3 separate regions of the Mus musculus genome follow, and regions 1 and 3 are each linked to region 2. Evidence: chromatin loops called from intact Hi-C (ENCODE). Cell type or tissue: gastrocnemius. All regions are shown on one strand. Each heading gives the region's core, and the rest is flanking DNA. Links, peaks and the distances in the headings are about the cores only. Region 1 overlaps Clec2g (C-type lectin domain family 2, member g). Region 2 overlaps LOC115490435 (a long non-coding RNA gene). Region 3 has its middle 25 kb from the start of Klrb1c.

Evidence for each region. A loop is a pair of places that touch in the nucleus more often than their neighbours do. Peaks named below come from ENCODE experiments on the same cell type or tissue, not always from the same donor. Only the 100,000 strongest peaks of a DNase experiment are listed, where the experiment ranks them.
Region 1: it touches region 2 in a loop (9-fold over the local background); 9 of 42 quality-filtered maps call a loop at or near these places.
Region 3: it touches region 2 in a loop (9-fold over the local background); 30 of 42 quality-filtered maps call a loop at or near these places.

Annotation. Positions count from the first base shown.
Region 1 is chr6:128,941,568-128,946,999 of GRCm38, reverse strand. The region is part of intron 1 of Clec2g (C-type lectin domain family 2, member g); the gene reads right to left. Among named protein-coding and RNA genes, the nearest start is that of Clec2g, 9.9 kb to the right of the region's middle. In gastrocnemius, for the core only: no CTCF peak of the experiment used is centred there; no DNase peak of the experiment used is centred there.
Region 2 is chr6:128,837,022-128,842,453 of GRCm38, reverse strand. LOC115490435 (a long non-coding RNA gene) reads left to right here. Exons shown (of 2, transcript XR_003956525.1): 2 at 1-184. Among named protein-coding and RNA genes, the nearest start is that of Klrb1b, 13 kb to the right of the region's middle. In gastrocnemius, for the core only: a CTCF peak has its summit at 2,757 (motif pointing right); DNase peaks (open chromatin) are centred at 3,412, 3,742, 3,956, 4,747 and 2 more places; H3K4me3 peaks cover 2,946 bases; H3K27ac peaks cover 2,699 bases.
Region 3 is chr6:128,761,240-128,766,671 of GRCm38, reverse strand. No RefSeq gene overlaps it. Among named protein-coding and RNA genes, the nearest start is that of Klrb1c, 25 kb to the left of the region's middle. In gastrocnemius, for the core only: a CTCF peak has its summit at 2,233; DNase peaks (open chromatin) are centred at 1,881, 2,339 and 3,244; H3K4me3 peaks cover 1,600 bases; H3K27ac peaks cover 1,129 bases.

The sequences.
Region 1 (5,432 bases), core at 87-5,086, 100 kb before region 2:
CACAGTGGTCATTGAACATAACTGACAATGTTAAGGTGGACAGAATACCACAGAATTTGTACAATAAGTCACTTGCCTCTGAAAGCAAAAAAATGAGCAACTACAGCTACAGTGAGGACCATGATCACTCCACAGAGGCAGTAAAGCAGAGCAGAATACTTGGGGGAGACGATTCTGAGACATTTTTCTTGAACCATTTTACTTAAAAAATATTAATATGAGAATATCAATCTCAAGAAACATTTAACAATTATGTGTAGATTTTGCTTGTATTCACCCACTGCAAACCCCTTTACAGAAGGTCCTGGTCTATAAATGATGTCATCACTCACAGAAGACTAGAGGAAAAGAAAACATGGAGTCGTCCAGTCATTGAACTAAGGGTAAATGAAGAGGCAAGAAACAGAAGGAGTAAAGATCAGGTTGAAAGCAAACAACAACCAAGCTATCCATAGATTTTGTTCCATCAGAATATACTGGTTAGGACTGAGGGGTTAAGAACAGTTGATGCTCTTCTAGAGGACCCTTGTTGATTTCCAAATCCCAGCTCTTAAAGGGGCAGCTCATAACCACCTGTGTAACTCCTGTTCCAGTCAATGAAACAAACAGGTTGGTACACTTTTATATTTCCAGTGCTAGGGAGGCAGAAGCTGGAGTCAGGAGGACAAGGCTAGCCTTGGCTACATTGGAAGTTTGAACTCAACCTGGACTATGTAAGGATCAACCTCAAAGAAACTAGTCAATAAATACATTAATTAATAAAGGCACATAAGTGTAATAGAGCACACTGGCATAACTATTGGATGAAATATGGGGATGTTTTAACAAGCCTACCAAAATCATGTGAAAAACGAATATTAGTCTAAAATAACAAAATCTATTAGCAAGTGAGAAATTAATTGAAGGAACACATTTGTGGATATTGGGCATTTCAAAAAATCAGAAAGGTAATTTTATTCATTTAAAATGTATTTGTATATAATGCATATGGGTAATTTGCCTGCATGTGTGTCTGTGTATGTGCTGTATGCATGCCTGCTGCCTGAGGAGACAAGAAAGGATGTTGAGTTCCCTGGAGCTGAGATTACGGTTGTGAGGGGCCATGAGGACACTGGGAACCGAACCTAGGTTCCCCAAAAGAGTAGTCAGTGCTTTTAGCCACATGCCATCTCTCTAGCACAAAGCAAATTTTAAATTGCATGAAAAGGGAATAGAATCAGTCTAGCTGAACAATTTAGAAAATGAGGCCAAATTTGCAGAAGTGATACCACCACATCAGAGTGACAGAAACAAAGACATAAGTGTGGCTTTGGTGAAATCGTAGATACATGAACCTAATTAATAGTAATAATGATAACCATAATAATAATAAAAGAAAAATACAAAAAAATAATAAAATAACTTGAGAAGTAAGTCTGACATGTGGGCCTAACTTATAGTTATCCCAGGAGGTTGACCCTGGCCTTGCTGCGCACACTGTACTGTGTCTCACTCTCTCCCACCTCCTCCTACAAAAGGCAACTCAAACATGAAGCCTAGGGCTATAAAACTATCTGAGGAAAATTAAAAAGAAAAATCTCTGTGAACTTGCCTTGAATAAAAATATCTCATGTGTAATATCAAAATCCTTATCCACATTAGCTTAAAATGAAATATACATACGTTGCTCTAATTCAAAAATCAAACAAAAAACAAAAAAAGAAATCCTTCTTTTCCGTGTTCTACAAAGTTAATTTGCAATTGTTGTAAGATATAGATCAACAAGAAGTTGTATCTAGAGCATTCTGATAGTTTGGAGATTTCAATTATTTAAAAAGAAAAAAAGATTTAGAATGGGCCAAATATTTGAACATGCAATGGCATTATATATGTTCATTGCTACTGGGATTGGAAAAAGGCAGTTGAAAACACATCACTACTTTCTGCAAATGAGAATATACATATTATATGCTCTGGCCCTCCTACCCACATATTCACACAAGAAGACATGAAAATCTGTGTTTCCATCATTATGAGTATTGGCAGTGACTTTAGAGATTCTTAATGCTGTGTACTCACTAATAAGTTTATATTAGCCAAAAAAAGTACAGAATGCCCAGGATAGAAGTCAAGGTTAACAAACTGAGGGGCCCAAGTGTGGATGCCTCAATACCACTTGGGAGGAAGAAGAAAGCAACTACAAGAGGCAGAGGGAGGAGGCACCTTGGTTGGAGAGGGGACAGGGAGGGGAAAAGGGGAGTATGATCAGGTATTAGTGGGTTAACAGGGTCAAAGCCCTGAGGGCAGGCAGAAAGAATAGAAACAGGCAATCTGGGTATGCAGGAGGTTAGCCAGGGGTGGGGGTTGGGGACTTCTAGAATTACCACAGACCTGGGAGGTGAGAGACAATCAGGACTAAAAGGGAGGGACCCTAGACAAAATGCCTAACAGTGGGGAGAGGGAACTTGTAGACTCTACCTCCAGTAGAAAGACAGGGCATCAAGTGGATGGGGTCAAAAACTATGACCCCGAATTATTCTTGTCTAAAAGAACTGCAGGGACAAAAATGGAGAAGAGACTGAGGTAAAGGAGATTCAGTGACCAGCCCAAATTGGGATCCAGCTCTAGAGGAGGCTCCAAGGCCTGACACAATATTACTGATGCTATGGTGTGCTTACAGACAGGAGCTTATCATGACTGCCCTCAAAGAACACCTGAAAGACCCTGATGCATATACTTAGACCCAACCAATGGACAGAAGCTGCTGACCCCTGTTGTTGAATAAAGGAAAGGCTGGAAGAAGCTGAGAAGGACTACCCCATAGGAAGACCAGCAGTCTCAAATAACCTGGACCCCCAAAATTTCTCAGACACTGAGCTACCAACCAGGCAGCATAGACTAGCTGATATGAGGCCCCGACACACAGGTAGCATAGGACTGCCTGGTATGGCCTCAGTGAGAGGAGGTGCACCTAACCCTCTAGAGACTTGAGGCCCCAGAATGTGGGGAGGTTTGGTGGTATGGGGGTTGAGGGGTGGGGCTATCCTTTTGAACTCAAGGGAGGAGGAATGGGATGAGGAACAGTTGGAGGGCAGACTGGGAATGGGATAACTACTGGATTGTAAAAGAAGATTAAAGAATAATAAAAAAATATTTTTTAATTACCAATGTTTGTTAAATTCACAACACAAATATCCACCAATGTTGACAGTGTTAATCAATATGACTGAGCACTGAGGCAGGGGCATTACAAAGGAAAAATTTGACCATATACTTGCCCCTGATCATCTCTCACTTTGTCCAAATGTTTTCCCGCTTAGGGCTCTCAGCAAGCTCTAAAGTAAGCCATAAAACCAGCTGTAGTCCAGCTTATTTTAGGAGCTTAAGAGTCTGATCACATAGTTGTAGTGTTTTGTTTTGTTTTTATCTGATAGCTCAATTGTCATCAACTTATTTCTGCTTGAGCTAATCGAATCTACAAGTTTTCCATTGGCTTTTTAGAAAACCTTCTGCAAAATATAAGCAGATGTTTTATTTTCGGCTGCTTTCAAATTTCTGAATTCATGACTATTCTTACATTAGTGGTGTTTACCTTTTGTCTAAGCTCTGCCCCACAGTTACCTGGCAACACCTGGTGTGCCTGACTCACTATAAAAGAGGCTGCTCCCCTCCTCTGCTCTCTTGCTCTCTTGCCTTCTTGCTCTCACCATGTAATCTTGGCCCTTCCCCCCTCTCACCCCATTCCCCTCCCCCCTTTCTCTATGTGTTCATACCAGCCTCTACTCTAGTCTTCTCTGTCTCTCCCTCTCTAGGTCTCTCTCTCTCTGTCTCTCTCGCTCTCTGTCTCTCTCTCTCTCTGTCTCTCTCTCTCTCTGTCTCTCTCTCTCTCTCTCTCTCTCTCTCTCCTACCCTCTCAACTCTCCTCCCCATGCCCTGAATATACTATATCATGTGGCTTGTTCCTCAGGGGGAAGGGATGCCTCTCCATGGGCCCACAGAGGCAGCCCCTCCCCCATACCTTGCTACACATCCACCAATCAAATTCCTTCCCTCCTTATCTTTTTATAAGCACAACATTTGGTACTGAGACTCAGATTTAGAAACTCAGCAGGTTTACATCCTCCCTGCATCCTTCCTGCAACCACATGGAGAGCCAATGCTCACTAGCCCAAACCTGTGAGAACTGGTAAGCAACCTGCCCACACTGGCCAGTGTAAATGTCCCCACGGTCCCGAGGAGAGCTCTTGAGCTTGGAGCTACCCTGGTGCTTCCCTAGGACACTTTCCCTTTGGTGAGATTTCCCCCTCTCCTCTGGGAAGGTTCCTTTCTATCTGTTGAGAAATCCCAGGACTGGGTGAACTGCTCTCTGTTGCTCATGGCACCTGCCCAGAGCTTAGGCCCCAGCCCATCATGTGATGACCTGGTTGTCTGGTCTGCCTGTCAGCCTCTCTGGTTATTAATAGTATCCTTAGGATGCTTGTAGGTGTAAGATAATATTCTCATCCATGGGTTGGTCTTCGCTGCCTTGTCCCTATTTACTGGGATTTCCTGGACTATCTCTACATGGCCACTAAACTGGCACTTTAAAACAACTCTCTAGATAGTAATCCATCCCCACCCCCACCCCCACCCCTCCATAGTTTGCTTGCTAACAGCCCCCCTGCGGTGGTGGCTGCTGCCAGCTGGGAATACCCTCATTCTCTTGCTATTTGGTCTGTTCCTGGTTCACCAAGTGAAAAGCAGGTCTGGCCCTGCCCCTTGCTTCCTGCCAGGAACTCTGTCTGCCCTGCTATTTGTGCTCATTCCCATGCACACGTGCCTGTGCATGGGTCTCTCTCTCTCTCTCTCTCTCTCTCTCTCTCTCTCTCTCTCTGTCTTCTCTCTCTTCTCTCTCACTCTCTCTCACTCTCCTCCCACCCACTCTGCTCATGACTCATGAAATGAGCATGAGCTGCCTGCTGTTGGGATATTGCACAATTTGCTAGGAGACTGAAAGCTACCTCAGGTACTTCCCTTCCCTTACCCACTAGGTGAGATAGGGCAGCACCAGCCTGCAGCTGGAAGCACTGTGCCAGAGCTTCTGGCTGCTAGGAGGAAGCCCCTCCCCACCTACATGTGTATGAGCCCTGCACACCCCAGAACCACCCCAACCCCATGACACCATCACCACCTGAGCTACCTGGGGTGTGCAAGCTGTTATTGTGACTCCTTACAATCTGTGCTATTCAGGCTGCATGCACATGCCACGCCCCTGGACTAGGCACTTGCCTGGTGCCTTAACAAAATATGCATGCATGCCTGTCTCGCTCTGTGGACCAGCAACAGAACGGCTCAAAATTCCCCAGCTCCAGCAAATTATATTGTGCTATATTTACTATATACATTCTTGTAGTCTCCCCTCCCCTAGCCTGAAACCTGCTTGTTCAGGGGTGGAGCTTCCTGCTCATTCGTTC
Region 2 (5,432 bases), core at 257-5,256:
TCTTGTATTGTTTCATAGCCAGCCCAAGGTTCTCAGTTAACACTTGCCATCGCTGATTTGTTACCTAAAGGGGGGTAGGAGGGGATGTATTAAGCATACATTCTGAAAAATTAACCATGTATCGTTCTGAATTTCGGCAATGCTTTGTGAAAGCATTAAAATGCTAGTGCTGTTCAAAAATGGATTCGCATGCTTGTTTCTCTGCAGTGCCTGGTATTTTTCATCTCTTTGAATAATACTGAAGATGTTTAAGCGCGAAGCACTTCTTTCGATTCAATATCAGAAGTTTTAGTCCTGATAAGTTCTTTCTGGGCTCACGGAGATGGCATGAGGTAGCAGAGTGCTTACTGCAGAACAAAGCTTCCCCCTTAGCAGTGAACAACGAGAGACTAAGAGGAGAAGATCCAAGGACAAGACATAGCTACCAAAGAAACACCTCAGGGTCTCCAACAACGAGATTCCCAACTTAGAGAGTTTCCCTCACTTAACTAATTGGATAAGGCTGAGCCCTCTTGATCCACTCACCTCTCTCACAGCATCCACCCTATGTAGACCAAGTGTCCCACACTCAGCCTTAGGGCCCTTGACATCTGAAGATAACAGAGGCCACCTAGGACTATTGCCACATGCCCATAAATCCAGGCATGGCATGTGACTACTGTAGTCGTCAATGCACTGAACTATTAAGAATACCTTACTGCTGGGCGCTTTAAGAACCAGGGTGTAATTTCCCTTATTCTCTTTATCACAGCAGACAACATGGCCAAAGCTACCATATGCCTGTGGATTGTGGAATGAAATAGAGGCAAAACAGAGACTCCAAGCAACCTCAGTGGGCAAACTGTGAATTCCCATAGATTTGAAAGGAAGTCTCTCCCACCAATCAGTCTCTCCCTCTCCCTCTCCCTCTCCCTCTCCCCCTCCCCCCTCCCCCTCCCCCTCCCCCCCCCCTCTCTCTCCCTCTCTCTCTCTCTCTCTCCCCCTCCCTCTCCCCCCCCTCTCTGTACAAGCATGCATGCTCTCTGTGTCAACCTCAGAACCTCACTTCTCAGGCAAGCAGCCCAGCCCCTAAGAAACAACTTGAGACCCTCCATCTGTTTTAGGTTGGCCATATTCCTTTACCATCTCTCTCTGAAATTACTCTAGCCCTGCCATGTTCCTTGACTGGGGTCTTGGAAAAAAAAAAAAAAAAAAACTAGGGTGAGAGTAGCCAGCTCAGCTACCCCACACTTCTGACCTGCACTCTGTCATGTTATAATACCATTTGTTATATCAAATCACTAAATCTTGGAGTAATTCTTCAACTTCAATAAAACCAAATATAACCATCAAGAAGGAACCATACAAGGGGAAATGTAGAGTGTGGTTAGGAAATGGGTATTTCCACCTCGATTGTAGGGATCAAACTGAAAATTCATAACATCCTTGGTAGCTAAGCCACCTCCTAACTCCCTTTGTTTGTTTTGTTTTGTTTTTGTGCTGAATACAGTATTTGTTTGGGTTTTTCCCCACTTTGAAATCATAATCTATATGAATTTCTTTTTTGTAATTGTAATGAAATAATTGAAGCCAGGTAATGTAAATAAAGAAAACTTTTCTGAAGCTGGGCAGTGGTGGCACATGCCTTTAATCCCAGCACTTGTCAGGCAGAGGCAGGCAGATTTCTGAGTTCGAGGCCAGCCTGGTCTACAAAGTGAGTTCCAGGACAGCCAGGGCTACACAGAGAAACCCTGTCTCGAAAACCCAAAAAGAAAAAGAAAACATCTGATTATTGCCATTTTCAACTTCTAATAATAATTTATTTTATTTATTTATAGACAGGATTACTCTGTGTAACAGCCCTGGCTGTCCTGAAACTCACTTTGTAGACCAAGCTGGCCTCAAACTCACAGAGATCTGGCTGCCTCTGCCTCCTGAAGGCTGGGGTTAAAGACATACTCCACCATCACCCAGCAATAATGTATTAATTATACAAAATAACAAGCTTCCTTGTGATATGATCATGCATACGTATAATAATGTTTTGGTCACATTGACCAAGCTGTCAGCCTTTCTTGTCTCCCCCCACCCCCAGCTTGTGTTTATTCTACTTCACAAATAATCCTACTTTCGTGGAAAGAATTTTCTCTAATCTGTGGTTTTGAAGGCTAAGCCAAGAGTAGGTGATGTCATGGACAGTGAGGGGCTCAAGCAAGCAGCATCCCACTAGAAGATGCATGCTTGAGAAGAAAATCACATGGTGAAACAGGAGCCCAATGCTAAGAGAGTATCAGCCAATAAGGGCCGCCTATCATGCCAGATGGTGCCAGCATCCTGCCCTACTTCCGTGTTGACATAGTGAGTGAGGACCAGGTGTGCAAACAAGTATGTCCGGCCTTGGACATTGCAACAGGACAGTGTCATCCAAAAAGCTCACCCTGGAGATCCACGGCATTGAGTTTTACACGCACACGCACGCACACACACACACACACACACACACACACACACACACTGTTTTAAGTAAATTTATATATTTGTTGACTGTATAGGTCCAGGAATTCTTCAATCTAGGATGGAAGAGCTGTTTAGTTTCAATCACCTCCATTCCATCCCCACTGACTGAGAAAAGCCTGGAAGTCCATGGCGGAATGAATCACAATCCACCTTTGTCCTCATCCCACAGTAGCAGAGGCTCTTAGGTCCTGCTAGTAGGTGGTATCACACCCATCACCTTTGACAGACCTTAGAATCCCATGCACTTAGGGGTCTTGACCACATGGGGGCATACCAGAGGTGCAGTGACGAGTCGGTCTTTCCGGACCTCGGTCAGTGAGCAGACAAACACAATGGTTGCCAGAGACGAGGAGAGTGGTCCCATCCTGGATGTGATGGAATCGCCACAAACTATCTAGGGAAGGGAGAACTCTAAGCAACCTGGTGAATAGTTGAGGCCAGCTGAGCCCAAGAGAAGAGCAAAGCTGTCAGGAGTTCCTAGGTCCTGGTGCTTGAGGCGGTCCATGTATGCCAAAACTACTTTTTTCAAAATGAGAGGAGTAGTAAAGAGAGGAGGGAGGAGAGGACGACGTCGAGTTGATTTGGAGTCACTAGCAACAGCATGAAAGAAGTCATCACGCTAAGTGACTAGGGCAGACGCCAGCGCGCAAATCCTCCGGCCATACGCAGGGTGTGGAACGTTAGTTCTTTACTTGCTTGTTTGCTTTATTTAAATCATTGTTTTCCATTTCGTTACAGCCGATAACATTTTCTAAGAGTTGTCTTTTATCTATATTAGTAGTCTGTGTGTGTGGGTGCGGTGTCCGACAAAAAAGGTGGCTGGAGAGACAGCCGTGGGTGCTGGGAACCGAACTCTTATATTTTTGGTTGTGAGCCTAGCCTTTAACGGCTGAGCCATCTCTCCAGCCCGACGACGCCCTGTATTCTTTCCCTGAAGTAGCAAGTTAGGCGTTGCGCAACCGCGCTTCCGCTGAGCCTGTTTCTGACTCTAAGTAATCCTCACTTTCTTTCTTTGTACATAAAACCGAACACTCGAAGCGAGAAAAAACGGACTCTTTGCAGCGAACATTTTCTCTGAACGGTGGCTGCTGACTCGTTCCGCACGTGCAGAACTGTAGAAAAGGGTCGCGAGAGGGCTAAGCAGGCGGATTGTAGAGAAGGCCTGTAGGGAAGAGAGGGGTGTGGAGTGCGGCGTGGGCAGGCGTGAGGGTCGGACGTGTGCGTGGATAAAGGTTTGTAAGCAGCGTGGAGCAGTAGCCGGTGCGGCTGAAGAAGCTGGTTCGGGTTGGGGTGCGAGTAGCCGATCAGATTTCAGGAGGAAGAAACATAAAAAGAGGCCTTGTGGAGGTTGGAAGTTTGTTTCGGGGCGCAGTGGAGCCGTGGATTTGTGGTTTTGTTGAAACTGGGAGGAAAAAAAAATGTGTAGACCAGGCTGTCCTCGAACTCCAGATCCTCCTGCCTCTGCCTCCTTCAGCAAATCCTACCGGCCTGCGCCACCAGAGCCGGCAAACTTCGGCTCAGTTAATTGAGTACTCGAAACTTATTTTGATGATGCAAGCTACTAGATGTTTTTCTTTTTTCAATGGAATAAAGAATTCAACACTCCGACAAGACTCCACTTAATTTCGCTTCAAACCTACGCTCTTCGCTCGGTTCACACACTTCAATTCCCCACGCTTTTCTTGACACTGCTGGTTCTTGCCGGCCCTCCCCCAGCATGCCACATCTCCTTCAAGGAGCCCACCAGCAAATGGCGACCATCACTCTAAGTCTCAGCTTTAGGTTTCCTTGCCAGGGATGGATTCAGGATCTCCACATCTTTATATGCTCTATACTTGACTGAGGCAACGTGTTCTGAACAGTAACGAGCTTTAAAACGAAAGATTCTGCTTGTGAACAAAATTCAATATTCTTGTTTTAGAGCCAGCAAGAGTTGATTGTCTTCACTTTGTTTCTAGTTGCTTCGACAAAATATCCTGACAAAGGAAACTTAGAAAAAAAAGACAGGTTTAGTTTGGTCCATTTGAATGTACAGCCCACCATGGTGGAAATCAAGGCAGCAGGAGCTTGAAGTGGTAGGGAACTTCATGTCCACAGTCAGGAAACAGAAGTGTGAATTCCTGCGTGTATTCCTGGGCTCATTCTCCCCTCCCCCTCCTTCTCCCCCTTCCCCTCCTGTGCCTCACCCAGAAATGGTCTTCCCCATTGTTAAGATGGATCTTCCCACACCCATTAATGTTGCTGAGAAGATCCCTCAAATGCCTTCTCAGAGGGTAACCTTAGCCTGGACAATCTCTCACAGATGTGCCCTGAGCCGGGTCTCCTGGGTGATTCTAGGCAGGACAGTAGAGGCTGAAGGGCAGAAGTAGGGACAGCGGAGTTGTCTCTTCCTAAGGCTTTGAAATCAGCCACTGGGCTCTGGCTTGATAGTTAAAGAAAGCCAGAGGAACTGTTTGAGAAGAAAGTTGGCTAAGAAGCAGGAAGGGGAGGCTGAAGAATAAAGGGCCAGGAGGAGCTACAGAAGAGAACCTGCAGCGCCTAGCTCTCAGGAGTGTTCTGGGAAGCTAACAAGACTATTTACAGTATTTGCATGCATGTAGTTTGTGTATTCACCATGAATACGTAATGATAAATGACACAGAAACTGGTTTGTGTGATTTCTCTCTTCCAATTCACAGAGGTCTGCCTGCCTCTGCTTCAGAGTGCTAGGATTAAGAGCACCTGGATCCAGCAAAGGGAACTGTAACACTCTATCCCCACAGACATCAGGCAAGTGTTATTGACCCATTAATACACTAATGGTTACCATGCCTACCGACCATAATTACAAAGCCGAAGCTGATTGGATGCTAGCTTGGGACTCTCTGTACTTTATGTCAATTCTGTAACTTTCGCCCCCATCCCTAACACAACTATCTGTATAACACCAGGCGAGC
Region 3 (5,432 bases), core at 301-5,300, 76 kb after region 2:
CTGTCTGGGAAAGGGGCATGCGATGTTTTGCTAGAGCAGACACTTGAGAGAACACATGGTGTCTGGGATGGGCATAAATATGACCCAACAGACAGTGGGCAACACTGAGTGGTATTACAAGGACAAGGTATTACAAGGTATTAGTTCACCTTGCCACTCTTTGCTGGACATGTTGGGCTTTGCCGTTGCTGGTCTTCGCTGACAGTGCTGTCTGGTGTTGGTTCACCTTGCCCCTCTTTGCTCAGAACCTTGCAGTTTTTTCTGGATTGCGCTGTCATTGCAGATCTGTAGTGGTGTTTGTGAGTGGATTGAGCTGCCACTGCTGACGTGAGTGAACTGAACTGCGATTTCCTGGCAACGCAGACTGGATTCTTCACAAAGAACTATTTCTAAATAGGTCCACATCCTCGATTTCTGTCCAATGCAGAAATTGGCCACTATATCATTTACTTTTCTGATGCTGGGATTGAAAGATCCTGACAGAATGTAAAAGGTCACAGAAGCCCTGAAATTGGCAAGATAGATGTCACTGTTAGCAGAACTAGCTTCACTGATTTAGAAAAATAGAGGTGCACAGTGCTCTGGCCACTCCTGGAACCTGTGTGTCTGCCAATGTTTTGACCATTCCTTGAACCCATGTGTGTGCCCACTGATGAAGCCCATTGCCAGGTGTTTGCTATATTGGTTGCTGGGGAAGAGTCAGAAAATCTCCCCAGCAACCACAGCTCGGCCAATCCTGAGTTGTTACACCTGCACCAGACTCTTTCCTTGTACCCCTCCCATACCCATTTCTTGAGAATAGACATTGTTTAGATCTGGAAATCCCCTACTCCTCTTACTCCTTTCTCCCCTGAGGGCCTATAAAAACTGGGACCTCTTTCCCCTCGGGGTCAACTCCTCTACCCCTGCGTGGGATACGAGTTGTCCCCAGAGCTCTGGCTTTCCCTGAATAAAGCCTCATGTGGTTTACATCAACCTTGGTCTATCGTGAGTTCTTGGGTGTCCACTACTGTCCCGAGGCCTGAGCGAGGGGCTCCTCTAGGAGTCTTTCAGTATAAAACATCATGTCCAAGGCAATCTATAAAAGAAAGAGTTAATTTTGGCTTATATTTCCAAAAGATTAGAATCTATATTAGCAGGGCAGAGCCAGCAAGCAGGCATGATGGCTGGAACAGGATGCTAAGAGCTCAAATCTTGAAGCACAAGCAGGAAACAGAGAGAGACAACTGGAAGTAAGGCGGGACCTTACAGTCTCAAAGCCTGTCCCCAGTGACATGTGACATACTCTTCCAGCAAGGCCACACCTCCTAAATCCAGTGTTCAAATGCTCAAGACTGTGCAGGACATTTCTTATTTAAATCATTACAGTCACCAGTATACATCACCAACAATGAGCAATGTTAGGGGAAAGCTTAAATAATTCCACTAACAATACCAGGAAACAGACTGAATAATTTAGGAATAAACCAAATTATAAATGGGAATGTTTCACATAATGAGAGTCAGAAAACATTGCTGCATGAAGTTAAAGCAAACACTAATAAATGGCGTCTTGGGTTAATGAGTTGAATGAGGAATATTGTTGAGATGGTCAGACTAACAGTGATCTACAGGTTCAAAGCATTCCCTATCAAACACTAATAATGTCTTCTAGAACTGCATGGGAGTTGAATCGTTCAAAACACTTCAAATATGTACAAAGCTGTGGGCTTATTTGAAAACACACTAGTAACCTATAATAATGAAGTAAATATGAGATACTGACATAGAGGAAAAATAGGTCAAAGTGAAAAATAGAGAGCAATGAATATTAAATGTTCACGTAATGGTAACATGGTTTTCACAAGGTTACCAAAACCACACCATGGGGGGCAGGGTCCAGGGGGACGACAGCAACTACAGTCTATTGAGCGAATGATGGAAAAACTGAATGACAGATTTAGGTCTTACTGTTTACCATGTACAAAAATTAAATCTGAATGAGTTAAAGAGATAAACAAAACTCTAACATTCTAAAATTTCGATAGCAAAACATAGAGGAAAATACTAATGTCGTTGTATGTGGTGACTTCTTGGTTGTGACATCAAAGTACTGTCCAGAGACACGGGAATAGGCAAAAGAGGCTGCGTGAATCTTGAAGATGTTTTACAATGGTCTCAGTTGAGACTGAATACAGAGCTGCCTGAGGGTGAGGGAGTGCGCTTCCCGGGAAGACCGGCAGGGAGCGAGAAGCGCCTTCAGGGCTTTTGAGGCAATGAATCCTTGGAGAAAGGGGTGGTGGCCATGAGTTCGGGAGTGTTGGTGAGTCCTGTTTAATGCTAAGGTTTGGGTGGCGGGAAGGTAGGGCGTAGTACTGCAACTAAGGCTCCGGACTCCTCCTCCATGGGCGGGGCTAGTGACGTCATGATAGATCGTAGTTAAATATGTTTGAAAGAGCTAGAACAACCGCCGGTACTGGTGGCGCAGGCCGGTAGGATTTGCTGAAGGAGGCAGAGGCAGGAGGATCTGGAGTTCGAGGACAGCCTGGTCTACACATTTTTTTTTTCTCGCCAAGAAAAGACCAGCTACCGAATGAGATAAAGTACCCATGCCCACTAAAAATCCAACACCCACGAAACCTCATTGCACCCTCATCTCGCTAGGCAACCGGCACCTAGCTCGCACCAGCTTCTCCAGATACAAAAGCACACCTTAAACACGCCTACCCACGCCCTCACTCCGCACTACTCTCTTCCTCACAGGCTCCCTTTCCCTCACAATACCCCTGCTCAGCCACTACAACCCTTAAGTTACATTTCTCTACTTCTACACGCTCAACGGCTCTGCCTCTAGACATCAACTTCAGGGCTCATTGTCTGGCCTCACAGGGAACAGACACAGCACAGAGATCCGCATTCCCAGTCTCTGCTCCACGCCCTGCATGTGATACACAGATTTGTCCTCTCCTGTCTGCCCTATTCTTTTAGCATCGTGACCTCTTTTCCTCTTCACTGTGCCTGGTACACTTTCTGTCTCCACCAGCTGCCTTTGCTGGTGACCCATAGTCTTCCTCCATCCTCCTCCTCCTCCTCCTCCTCCTCCTCCTCCTCCTCCTCCTCTCTTTGATAACTGTCACTACTTCATGAACACCTCTCTGTGTCACCAGGACACAGGCGTTCTCATCCTCATTCATCTTTCAAAGGCTCCTGAGATGAGCTGCCCCTCACTATTCACGGCCCCTTGGTGATCTCTCACATGCCCAGACTCCTGTAGTAGGGCCAGGGTTCCCACGCACGGGGGCAAGCCTTCCTGTCATGGCGCCACTGTGCTTGTATGCTTACTGACCAAGGCTCCACAGGCCTCTAGGTTGACCTCCTGGGGGGAGTTTTGTGTTCTCTGCTAGTGATGGGACTCCTACTGTCCTTGCTAATGTCTGATGCTTGCAGTCGTCAGGACCCAAGCGTCCTCTGTGCTTGTGGAGCTAGAACATAGGGATGAGGCTGGCTCTGGACTCTCAATGTCTTCCTCACATGGCAACTGGGAGGCTGACACTAATTAACTCCTTCTTAAAGCTGAAGAATGTGGGGTCCTGAGCACACAGCAGTCGCTGTGTAATTCTTCCAGACAGCAAGCAACCACGACTGTTGTTTCTACCCTATGGTCGGTTGGGTCCTGTTGTCATCAACATGAGCATATGAGTACTTAGAACCCTGCATGCATGTCCCATGGGCCACAATGTTCCTGGAAACAGTTAGGATGTAGCCCTATACAAAATTGTAAACTTTCTTAAAACATGATGGTTTTGTGTGTATGTGTGTGTGTGTTGTTTGTTTGTTTGTATGTTTTAACTCTATCATGTGATTCTCAAGAGTGAACTTTGTGGGTGACAACATCCTGTTGAAGTGTCAAAAGCTTGGGTATGTCTGTTTGCACACGTGGTCCTTACCGTGTGAATACTGAAGGGGCAGGTTGATGAAGCAGTAGGGCATGGTCCTTCCTAGCTTGTCTTGACTCTAGTCATATAACCAACCAGGTGGTGCTGGGCTATAAGAAAAAGCAAACGGAGCTAGCCATGGGAAACAAGCCAGTTAGCAGCACTCCTCTGTGGCCCCTGCTTCCATTCCTGCCTCCAGGTTCCTGCCTTGAGGTCTGCTTGTTGAGGCTTAAGGGGGTTTAAGAGGTCACAACCCCTTGAATGCACTAAAAGAGGACAGGAATAAAGTCCCGACTGAGGTCCAAGAAAAGACAAAAGCTGAATGGAGTAATGAACTCTCTAGGACCAGAGAGGTGCACTCAGTAAAGACGTATAAACACTGAAGGAAATGCAGGATGAAATGGAGATAAAATTGGAAACCTGATTATTTCATTTGTTAGAGACACTCACAGTTCTGGACAAGGGGCGCCTTCAGACAGCAGCAGCTTTTACTGTGTGAGGACTCCAGTCTTGGTGGAGAGAACCAGACCAGAGCAGACCCTAGCCAGACACAGCTCTGCCTGGTGACATATGTTTTAAAGGCTATTCTAGACCCACAGGCTGAGTTTAAATGGCTGTTATGTAAAGAAGGGGAGGACCCCTTGGGGAGTATTGCAAGGTCACCCGTGGCATTTTGGTAGAGACCAAACTGCACTATGGTCTCTTTGTCCTTCCTTCAAGGCCTCCGGGAAGGCTTAGCAAGCTGAAGGGATGTAGCAAGTTTTCTGTACATGCAAGGGCATCACTCAGTCCAGTGGCTGTGTTCTCATTTTCATCGCAGTGGCTCTCTTGTGAACCTAGCGCACATTGAGAAGACTCAATGAAAAACCTTCCTTAGGAGAATGGAGCAAGTAGAAGATAGAATGTCAGGACGTGAAGGCACAGTAGAGCAGCTGGAACACTCAAACAAAGAAAGAAATAAAATGTATTTTTAAAAATTATTAGTATTATTAAACATTAAATGTTATTAAAGAAAATAATTATTACATATTAAATAATTTAAAATAAATATGTAAGAATTTGGGCACAAATTATGAATTGAAGGTACAGAGGAAAGAGAAGCATCTCATATTAAATACAATAAGTGGGATATACAGAGAAGGCCCCGGGGTGCAATGGTGCTCTTAGGATATGCTGTGTGTTAACTACTGACTCCACCAGGTCACAATCTCTTACCTGTGCTTTCAAAATGCCATCCTATGTTGAATCCGCCCAGGGATTTACCCATTCATTCCTTTAACCCCCTCAAAGTCTAATAATGTTCACCGGACACGTCCTCACAAACACTCACAGAGAAGTGTTTTACTAACATTTTAAGCATTTGAAGGCTTTTGGAGTTTTCCAGTTCATGCAACAAACACCAAAGTGAACCAACTGAAAAGCAGATGGCTCTTCCGGACTGTGGAAGAAAGATGAGGACAAATGGAAGGAAATGAATGAAAGAAACATCGGAGCACACAGGGTCACCAGCAGACACCC